Regions from separate parts of the Homo sapiens genome. Here region 2 is linked to region 1. A link is an interaction called in ENCODE POLR2A ChIA-PET data of the cell type or tissue named here. Cell type or tissue: OCI-LY7. All regions are shown on one strand.

The links. ChIA-PET counts read pairs that join two places held together with the same protein. Peaks named below come from ENCODE experiments on the same cell type or tissue, not always from the same donor. Only the 100,000 strongest peaks of a DNase experiment are listed, where the experiment ranks them.
Region 2: POLR2A ChIA-PET joins it to region 1 with 6 read pairs; 2 of 35 experiments call an interaction of 5 or more read pairs at or near these places.

The regions. Positions count from the first base shown.
Region 1 is chr13:41,490,750-41,495,749 of GRCh38, reverse strand. No RefSeq gene overlaps it. Among named protein-coding and RNA genes, the nearest start is that of RGCC, 36 kb to the right of the region's middle. In OCI-LY7, no CTCF peak of the experiment used is centred here; DNase peaks (open chromatin) are centred at 2,679, 2,936 and 3,209; H3K4me3 peaks cover 1,429 bases; H3K27ac peaks cover 3,415 bases.
Region 2 is chr13:41,628,886-41,633,885 of GRCh38, reverse strand. All of the region lies in intron 37 of VWA8 (von Willebrand factor A domain containing 8), which reads left to right. Among named protein-coding and RNA genes, the nearest start is that of MIR5006, 63 kb to the right of the region's middle. In OCI-LY7, no CTCF peak of the experiment used is centred here; no DNase peak of the experiment used is centred here.

The DNA.
Region 1 (5,000 bases):
ACATAAGCCAGGTGTCTATCATCTTAGGAGAAATAAGGTAGTGATTGTCTAGTGCGGAATCTTAATTATCAGGAGAAAATGCTAATCTGGCCTTTCAGATCATGTTAATGCATCTATCTCTTTTTTTTTTCCAGGAGAAAAAAACAGTTTGCCTTTAAAAACAGGATTTAATACAGCAGGAGCTGAATTCTGGACCTAAAGATGAGGTGGGATTAAAAAAGGAAAATTCACATGCAGGAAAATTAACTAATTTGGTATCTCAGGATCACAAATTACTAACAATTGTGTGCAGTCTGGCTCAGCTTGAAAAACCTCCAGTGAGCAGCCTGCCAGAGAGGAGCAATCTCTTCACTTTCTCAATCCAGATTTTAAAGTGTTTAAAGGTTCCAGATTTTGTTTTCCCGTGTGCCTTAGGGCCCACAGGGCCGTGACCCTGATTTGTTTTGTAACCTCTGTGAGGGCCAGCTCTAATCTTAGCACAATGGGCTTCCTCGGATCAAGGTGACCTCCCTGCACTAATGTTTTTCTTGTCTGCATGCTCCTGGCTCCCTGGCCTCCCATCTTATATAACCTCTCTTATCTGTGCACACGTGCTTGGTAAGGGAACAGCCTTCTGGACACAACTAATCTCTCAATCGGTCCTAGGTCCCCTTGAGATTATGGTGGCAGATTATATTTTGGGTTTGTGGAGCTATTTTCCCCATGGCACATTCACATCTCTGATTTCACCTTCCTGAAACGTTTTTGTTTGAGAGATGCAATGTTTCATCACTTAATCCTTTGGCCCCAGCCTCAGTTTTCTTGTCTCTGAAATGAGGCAGCTTAACTAGAGTGAGCTTTTTTGGATCAGCCCATTGGAGGCAGCATTGGTATCAGACACCAACAGCTCTCATCTTTGGAAGATGTGCTGCCAACTTACCTTCCAGGATCCTGAACTCCATTCTGCTTTAAGTTTGCTTTCCTTCAAGTCTACTTACCTCCCAGAAAACTCCCAAAAAACCCATCCTGTTTCCCAAATTCCTCTCTACTGCCCAAGTTATCCCAGGAACTTACTCTACACTCGTGCTTTCCTAAGAAGCAGGAGGCCCTCCCTCAGAATCCCCTCTGACAGTGGGTAATTCTGCTGCGCCCTTCCCCACCTAGGGCTCTCAGGGCCTCCTTCCTGTAGCTCCAGGCCTCACCTTCAAGATACCCTCAAGGGAAGGGTCACATTCTGGTCCTGCCCCTCCCAGACCTGATCTTGGCTGGGTGGGGGCTTCCTTTGGCTCCGAAGCCACAGCCAAGCCCTGACTCTTCTGGTTCCAGAACAGGCTTTGGCTCTGGGCCTAAGACAGCAGGTCACACACCTCCCAGGAGCCCAAGGGAATGGGCCCTTCCCATGTGCTGCATGAAACCCCAGTTAGGAACATAATCCTGTTCTGTAATGTCGACAAGCAAGGGCGAGCTTCCAGAGGCCGTCGTGCTGTTGCCAGCAGGACAGTCTGGTGAGTTGTTCAACACGAGATCATCTGGGGGCCCTGCCTTCTCCTATAGGTCTGCCAATCAAGACCAATGTCTTTGTCTTCTGTTCCCTCTAATTCATCACACACACACACACACAGGCACACGTGTGCACACACAGACACACACACACATGCATGTGCCCACAGTGTGCTAGCACAATGCCCTCAATGCGGCTTGGAAGACGGGGCTGACTTAGAGTCTTTGAGTTCCAAGAAAAGGTATTGATACAGTGTTAAGATCAGGGTTAGCCTTTTCCTCTACTGCCATTTGGGGTACCTGAAGTTCCACCATTAGATACTCATTCCTTTTGGCCTCAAAGTTCTCGCAGTCTTCAGAGGCCCCTGCTCCCCAAGTTAGTTATAAGTAGCTGCGGAAGGGGCTGTCATGGGCCTCCGGCACCAGTGTTGGCTCTGGATTAATTTATCAGATGCTTTGGTAGAGTGGAAACAAAGTCCTGGAGAATGGAAAGCAAAAAAGGCCTGCATGACGAGGCTGACCAGGCGAGGGGACAAGGCCAAGATGTATCCCACAGACACTGTGTCGTGGCCAGCCTACCTGGGCTGTGGAAGGGGTGGGAGTTTTCTCATTCATTCAATGGACATGGACTGAGTGCTTACTATGTACCAGGCACCATGCTCGCTGCCAGAGATGTGGTGGCAAGCCACAAGGCTCCTGTCTTTGTGGGGCTTATGGTCCAGTTACAGGAGGGTAGGGAGACATTAACCAAAACATCACACTACTGAACATGCCATTGCAAACCAAGATGAGTGCACTGAAGGAAGGTTCTACAAGAACACAGCACCAACAAACAATCTAGACGGATCTGGAAGACTCTGAGAAAGTGATGCTTGAGCTGATCCTAAAGAAGTAGAATTAACTAGAAAAACCGAGCAGAGTGGACATTCCAGGCAGAGGGAACTGAGTGTGCAAAGGCCCTGCAATGGAGCCACCTAACGCTGCCATTGTGGATAGTCATACTCCTTAACCTTCAGTAGACCCTGAACTTGAAGGAAAATGTTCCCTTCTAAAAATGTGTTTCCCTTTCCCTTTCCCTTCCATTCACCCCAGCACTTGATACCAAGCCATGAAGAGAAGGTGAGTTGTGCAGGAGAAAGCCTTAAAAAAAAACAAAACTTGCAGACAGCAGCTATGACAGCCGTTTCCTGTTTGGTGTCTGTCACTGCAAACCTTCTTAGTCAAATAAATTAACACAGGAAGGCATTTTGGAGAAGTACGTGCTTCTTGCACATACTGAAAATTCAAGAAAAATTCCATCTATTTTTCAGAGAAGAGCTGGCAGTCTGAGGATAAGGCCAGAGCCCACCAACTGTATGAACTGAACAGACCCCAGGCCATTTAGTCCGATTAACTTGGAGGAATCTGAGGCCCAGAGAGGGGAAGGGATCCAGTTCACAGCAGGACTGGGGCTTTCACCCTCTCTCCTGCCCCTTTGCCCAGTGTTTTTTCTCTGCCTTCCTCGCTGTGATTGCATTAGGCCAGATTTGCCACTTTCTTCTATCAGACAAGGAATAATGGGGCTAGAACTGCCCTCTGCAGCCACTGTAGGCAAAGCTTAATTTTACCTTGGGTACAGGAGCCCAATGTCCTTGTGGTATGAAAAGGAGGAGGAGGAGTGCCAGACACTTTTTCTTTTCTATATTTGATCATTGCAATGACCCTAGGAGACAGTGACTCACACCTACACTTTACAAATGAGGAAACAGAGCCTCTGAGAGGTTAAAGAGCTTGCTCAAGGTCACCCAGCTACTACAAGGCAGAGCTGGGATTTGAACCCTGTCTAGCCTGAAAGCTCATACTTTCTCCTCCTTTCCTCAGCCCAGACCCAGGGGGATGTTCCCATGGAGAAGCCTCCTCAGGATTCCCAACCTTGACTAATTGCCAATGGCCGCCCTTCTACTGCTCCTCATTTCAGACATGCCTCTCACATGTGGAACATGCAATGTAGCCTACCTCTGTCATGATCCCCCAGGGAAAAGGTATTCATTGGTTCTTCTGTCCCATTCTGGAGGCTGGCTGGTGTATAAATATTTGGGCTGGCACTAGAGCCTCTTACTCTTGGGTGTGTGCAGTATTTGTCATTTTGTTTTGCTCTAACTGTTCCTCCCTGAAATTAGAACAGAGAATTTCCAAACTCAAAAACATACCAGCTTTGCATGCACAATATTCTACCAGCTTCCCATATACAATATCCAGTCTCGTTCTGTTCCAGAAAAGCCCACTAGCTGACACTCTCCAAATAATAATCAGGCAGTTTGCAAGGCCATGGTCTCAGCACTCAGATCTTGGAGGAAGGGGAGTGCAATAGACCCCGCTGACTTGAGGTTACCTATAAAAGCATTTCCCAAGGCATGTTCCAAGGAACACTAATGACTCTGGATTATTGGTAGCTTTTTCATCAACAAACAAAACAAAAACCAAAAACAGACCAAATCTCTTAGCTGCAGGATTTCTCAAAGCCTTCAATATGCTGTGGCAGAGATAACTAGTTGTTCTCCAATAGTCATTCTCTTCCTCTTTCTTTAATAATAAAACTCTTAAATTTTAGCTGAACACATATATGCCAGCTAGATGCTTTTTCCTGGCCTCCCTTTCAGCTGGGAATGAGGATGTAAGATCTGAATAAGGGGATGTGAGCAGAAGTGAGGTGTCTCTTCTAGTCATGTTGTTTAAAGAAATAAGCCTATGTTTGACTTGCCATTTCTCCTTTCTGCTGGCTGGGATGTAAATGTGATGACAAGAGCAGGAGCAGCCACTTTGGACCAGAAAGCCACCTACTCAGCCTTGTACTAATCATCTCTGGATTGTTAGAAAGAAACTTCCATCTTGTTTGAGCCACTGTATCTTGGGGTCTTTGATCCAGAACTTAGACTGGCCCCTAAGTAATATAAGCACTAATATGCATAATGAATCTCCAAGTGGAGCCTATAGCATGCAGCATTTCTCAAGCACATATGACCTTAACAGCAATTTTTGCAAAACGAGTTAGGACTGTTCTCCTTGAAACATATCTTGGGAAACTCTGAAAATACTTTTTTCAACATTCCCAGAACTCCAAACTGTGACTGAGTCCACAGCCCATTTGCCCTTAAGTCATTATCCAAAAGAAGCTTATGGAGTACAAACTACCCGCGCCCCCTCCCCCACTCCACACACACACACACACACACACACACACACACACACACACACTCTCTCTCTCTCTCTCTCTCTCTCACACACACACACTTATGTAAAGAGATCCATTTCTTTTCCCAAAACCACTGACTTTCTCTTCACAACAAGCCACAAAGCTTCACACCTTACACTTCTGACTTGGGGAGTCCAGATCCCAGGAGCTCGTGAAGAAACAGCAGCCAAACACAGTTAGATCTTCCATTCCAGAAGAGACTAATAATAAAAGTTACAGTGAAAATGAACAGCTGCTGGTGCCATGATGAAAAAAAAATTGCCCAAAGCAGATACAGGTTCCCAAGCAT
Region 2 (5,000 bases), 140 kb before region 1:
AATTTCAAGGTATAAGTGGGAAACAAACAGATTTACATGGTTAAAGAAAATGGAGAACTAACACAAAGGAGGAAATGACCAACCCGCCTATGTTCGATTGTAGAAACCCCTGATTAATTACAGTCATTATGTGAATTGTTTGTGTGTTTCTGATTACCATGCAGCTCAGTATCAGTGATATATAATGTAAATATATATCAGATCAGCTGTGCCCTAAATTTAATTAGAAAGCTTTACCAACCGATATTTAGTATTCTTAATTTGTCGCTCACATCGTAAGAGCCTTCACAACCTAAAATTAAAAGAATGTTTCAAAAAGTGAATTCCAATGGTATTCTTTTCTCCTACCCCAAAGTTCCTGCTTTCTTTCTAACTTGCCCCCATAAGTTCCAGGAGAGCAGTTATCAGGCTTCCCTATGTTATTGGTGGCTTATATACCACTGCGGTCATTCTGTGGCTTTGACACAGCCGCAGTGGCAATGGCCATGCAGTCATTCATTTAGTCACTAGATATTTCCTGAGCTTCTGTGATGTACCAAGACTGTGCCTGGTGCTGAAGATGTTAGGAAGAATAAGATTCAGTCCCTTCCCTCCAGATGTTTACACCTAGAATCCATACCAGCTTATATATCTAGCCACATCTTCCTACATACCCCATACCACTGATTCATTGCAATGCTATTTATCCCTGAAATATTTCTTCAAAAAATGTATATGTGTGGATGTATATATACATATGCACATACATAAATGTACTATCATAAAAGAGTACATTACGATTACTTCATGTGTCAAGTTTTCCCATGCTCCAAGTGCTGTTTCATACTCTGTATCGGAGCCAGCGCAGCAACCTGGAAGGTTCCCTCACACAGTAAGCCTCAAAGCCCAAAACCACAAATGCCCTTAGCTACGGAGTGATGTGTTACCCGCTCCTGAGTTGTGTGTGTGCAGTGCAGATTGCTTATTTCTCTGTGGCCTTTCCTTATGTTATTATTTTGTATTCTTACAAATAGTTTTGAACCATAGTGACTGTCAAAAAGTATGTAAGTGATAGTGCCCGGCCTGCTGGAAGCAAAGGAAGATTGTTATTATTGGGTGTTCCAACATATGTTTCACAGGAACTCCAGGTGCCTTGAGGAAATGGTTGGAAAAACTCAGGGTAAACATCAGTAGGCAGTGGATTCATAAGCATTATTGTGGCCTAAGATGGTAAACCAACAGTTGTAGGAAGCATCCTGGAAGAAATGATAGGTAACAGTATAATGTGACTTGTAGTAACAAAGAAAATGGAAAAAGCAGCAGCCAAGATTTGATGCTAGAAATACCTCTCCAGAGGGACTATAGCATTGTAACCTGTCCATCACTAATTCAGCTAGCATCCCTGTCTTCAGAAAAGAATTCCTCATGCTAAATTCTTTTGCATGTAGGTGCTTCCAAGAATCTTTAGGATCTGGGTCATATTAAATCCCCCTTTTGCTTCTACCTACAGTCATGGTAATAATGGCTTGTCTACCTACCCTCCCTTTTCCCGGTACCCTTAACACCTCAGAGAATTCTGTTGGGATGGAAAACAGAATAGCTTTTAAAAATGCCAAACAGATTTGATATTTTGAGAAAAGCACAGTGCTTCAGTATGAGATTGAAGTCACCAGGCCAAGAAATGCCATGAGAGATCATTGAGCTTTAATAATGAAGTACGTGGCATTAAATGTCTTTTGCCAGGACCACCTTTTATATACCAAAACCAAAGCATCTGCATACTATTTGCTGTAGTCAAGGTTGTTATGCTTTGCTAACTTCTTCCTTGGCTATGGAGGTCTGATGGCTGGGCTTTAATTTACCATAGTATTGAATGTTAACCTTTTGAAGGCTCTTAAAAGAGGCAAAAATAGAAAGGGTAGACTCTGTGAAGACCTGACAGCTTGCCCTACCCATGCTGTCTCTCAATCTAATTAGCGGTTGTTCTTGTGTGAGTGTTAATACTGAGTGTGAGTCTGTGAGGAGGCAGCAGGAAGGGTGCATTTCCATGCAGTAAACCAGTGCTGTGCCAATTGTTTGCAATTTTTCAACATTTGTTTTTGACACTCACCTACACACAATGATAACATTTGGTTTCCCTTAAAGGTTTGTTTATAAGTATAGCATCTTAATCCGTGAATCATCCTCTTGACTTCATCATTCTGCATTCCATATTCCCAGATTTTCCAAAAATCTTCTTCATCTTTCATTCCTACTTGAATTTAAATAGAAGAGAATGAATAAATAAGGTACTCTAAGTAAAATGAGCAGTTGCTTTGGATGAGTTCTACGAGCCTATAATTTTATTTTGGACAGCCTTTCAAACAACTCTGTTTGGACCAGGAAGTAAGAAGAGAGGTCATCACCTATAGACTCAGAGGCTATGACAGGGAGTCCATGTAAGGCCCAGTGAGGAGCTCGGCCTGAAACTAACTGAGCTGAGACCTTGGTAGGGGTCAAAGTCAAGCTGAGGGTGAAGCAGGATCAGGATTTAAGAATAACCCGGAGCTAACAGGGTTTCCTGCCCCTGTTAGAAGATGGCTCTCTAAGCCAGGCACAGTGACTCATGCCTGTAAGCACAGCACTCTGGGAGGCTTAGGTGGGAGGATCGCTTGAGCCCAAAGGTTCAAGACCAGCCTGGCCAACACGGTGAAACCCCAGCTCTACAAAAAATACAAAAATTAGCTAGGTGTGGTAGCGTGTGCCTGTAATCCCAGCTACTTGGGAAACTGAGGTGGGAGGATCACCTGAGCCTGGGAAGTTGACGCTGCAGTGAGCCATGATCGCACCACTGCACTCCAGCCTGAGTGACAGAGTGAGACTCTGTCTCAAAAAATAAAGAAGAAGATGGCTCTCTGCTGACCAGTGGCCCCACTGTGTGCCAATTATGGGCTGGCAGGCAGAGCTGGAAAGAGTCCCATCAGGCACTCAGATGACACTTTACTGTGGAAAAGATTGTATGCAGATTAAATTCTTAGTTTCCTGTTACTGAGCAGACTCCCATGCTTGCATTCAATACATATTTATTTAGCACCTCTTATGTACAAGGCTATATGTATATGCCACTGTTAACAACTACTACATCAGTTAATAAAAGGTAAAGTAAAATATTAATAAACTTTTTTTTCTCCTTTTATCCCAAGTCTGTAAAATATATAAAGTTTTGCTCATTTTCACTAGACTGGGTGTTTTTGTTGCACGATAATAGCACTTACGGAAGAAGGTCATTCCAGTGAGAAAGTTCTTTGTCAGAGATTTTGTAAACTCAGAAAAATAATAAAGATGCCTATAGGGATGTGTTTCAGAACATCTAGATAGAAGGGGAGGGGGAGTGGCTTTGGTTATAGTTTCAAATGTTTTTAAATGTTTATCAAGCATATCACTTGTGCTAGAAATCAAAATATTCTTAAGCCTCTACGAGTGTTCAAGCAGAAAGAAGAAGGAGGGTGAGACTGATTTGGGTTGGTATAGAGAGATGGAGGGTGAGACTGAGTTGGGTTGGTGTGGAGAGGTGGAGGGTGAGACTGAGTTGGGTTGGTATAGGGAGGTTGGCAAAAGGGTCCAGCTCACAGTCAACAAGGAGGGGCTGATGGTTGATTTGAAAAGGAAAGAAACCCTTTCTATGCCAGAAGACAGGACTTCTGCAAGACAAACCATGGACCATTCATTCTCCTTCTCACCTGTATTATCACAAGTCGCCCTAATAGGCATTTGTCTTTAGGACCAGGGAATAGGCCTCATATGCTCCCAACCCACTACCTCTGCCTCCTTACTGATTCTCAAACTTTCTAACAAAGAAAACAAGGCTTTATTTTTCAGTTACTTATAAAGGCACTTAAAATAGAAATGCCCACTGAGGTTAATTATTTAGTATGAATGAATATCAGCTACAGTATAATTTGTAGCTATGAGTGACCAAAAGTCAGATGCTTTTCTGCTTTTTAAGGGTGTTGAGGGATTAAAGAGGGCAGAGGGTCATTGAGTATTTGAAGGCAAATATTACCACCAAGCCAAGGAAGAACTGAAGATAAATTGCATACTTAATGGCTTTGCCAGAGGTTGAAGTTGAAACACATAGAAGCTACCTGTGCAATAAAGGTATTTTTGTCATGTGTTATCATTGTAGAACATACTGGTTATTAATGAAAACTGGGTGGTGGTCAGCCCTTTTTGTTGTTGTTATTTAGCCAGCTGACTTCATGTGAAAAAACATCATTCCTAGGGAAATATTATGTGACTTTCATTGTATATATCTATGAAAGAAATTTCTTTTTTCAGGCTGCTGTACACTTTTATTACAGTATTGAGAACATAATTATGATTTATTAATGTTAGCATACCAGGTTAGGGCAGTTGTTTTCTTGGCATGTTTAGAACTAGAAAATCAGGAAATAATTTTTATTGATCTCATAACAAGCATAAGAATATAAAGCTGAAAAACTGGCCACTTGTAATTAAGCTGCTCTGTTCCCTCTAATTTTTAGAGCACAATACAATGTTATAGCTCTTTACTTTTTTTTCCTTCCATATTTTATTTTAGGTTCAGAGGGTACATGTGCAGGTTTGTTACATGGGTAAGTTGTATGTCACTGGGATTTGGTGTACAAATGATTTTGTCACCAAGGTAGTGAGCATAGTAGAGATCTTTCACCTCCCTGGTTAATGATATTCCTAGGTATTTTACTCTTTTTGTGGCTATTGTGAATGGGATTGCATAGTAGGTAGTTTTTCAGTCTTCATCTCCTAACCTCCACCCTCAGTTGGCCCTGGTGTTTGTTGTCCCCCCGTTTTTTTGTTTGTTTGTTTGCTTGTTTTTGTTTTTTGTTTTGAGATGGAGTCTCGCTCTGTCGCCAGACTGGAGTGCAGTGGTGCGATCATGGCTCATTGCAACCTCCACCTCCTGGGTTCAAGTGATTCTCCTCCCTCAGCCTCCCGAGTAGCTGGGACTACAGGCGCACACCACCACACCCAGCTAATTTTTG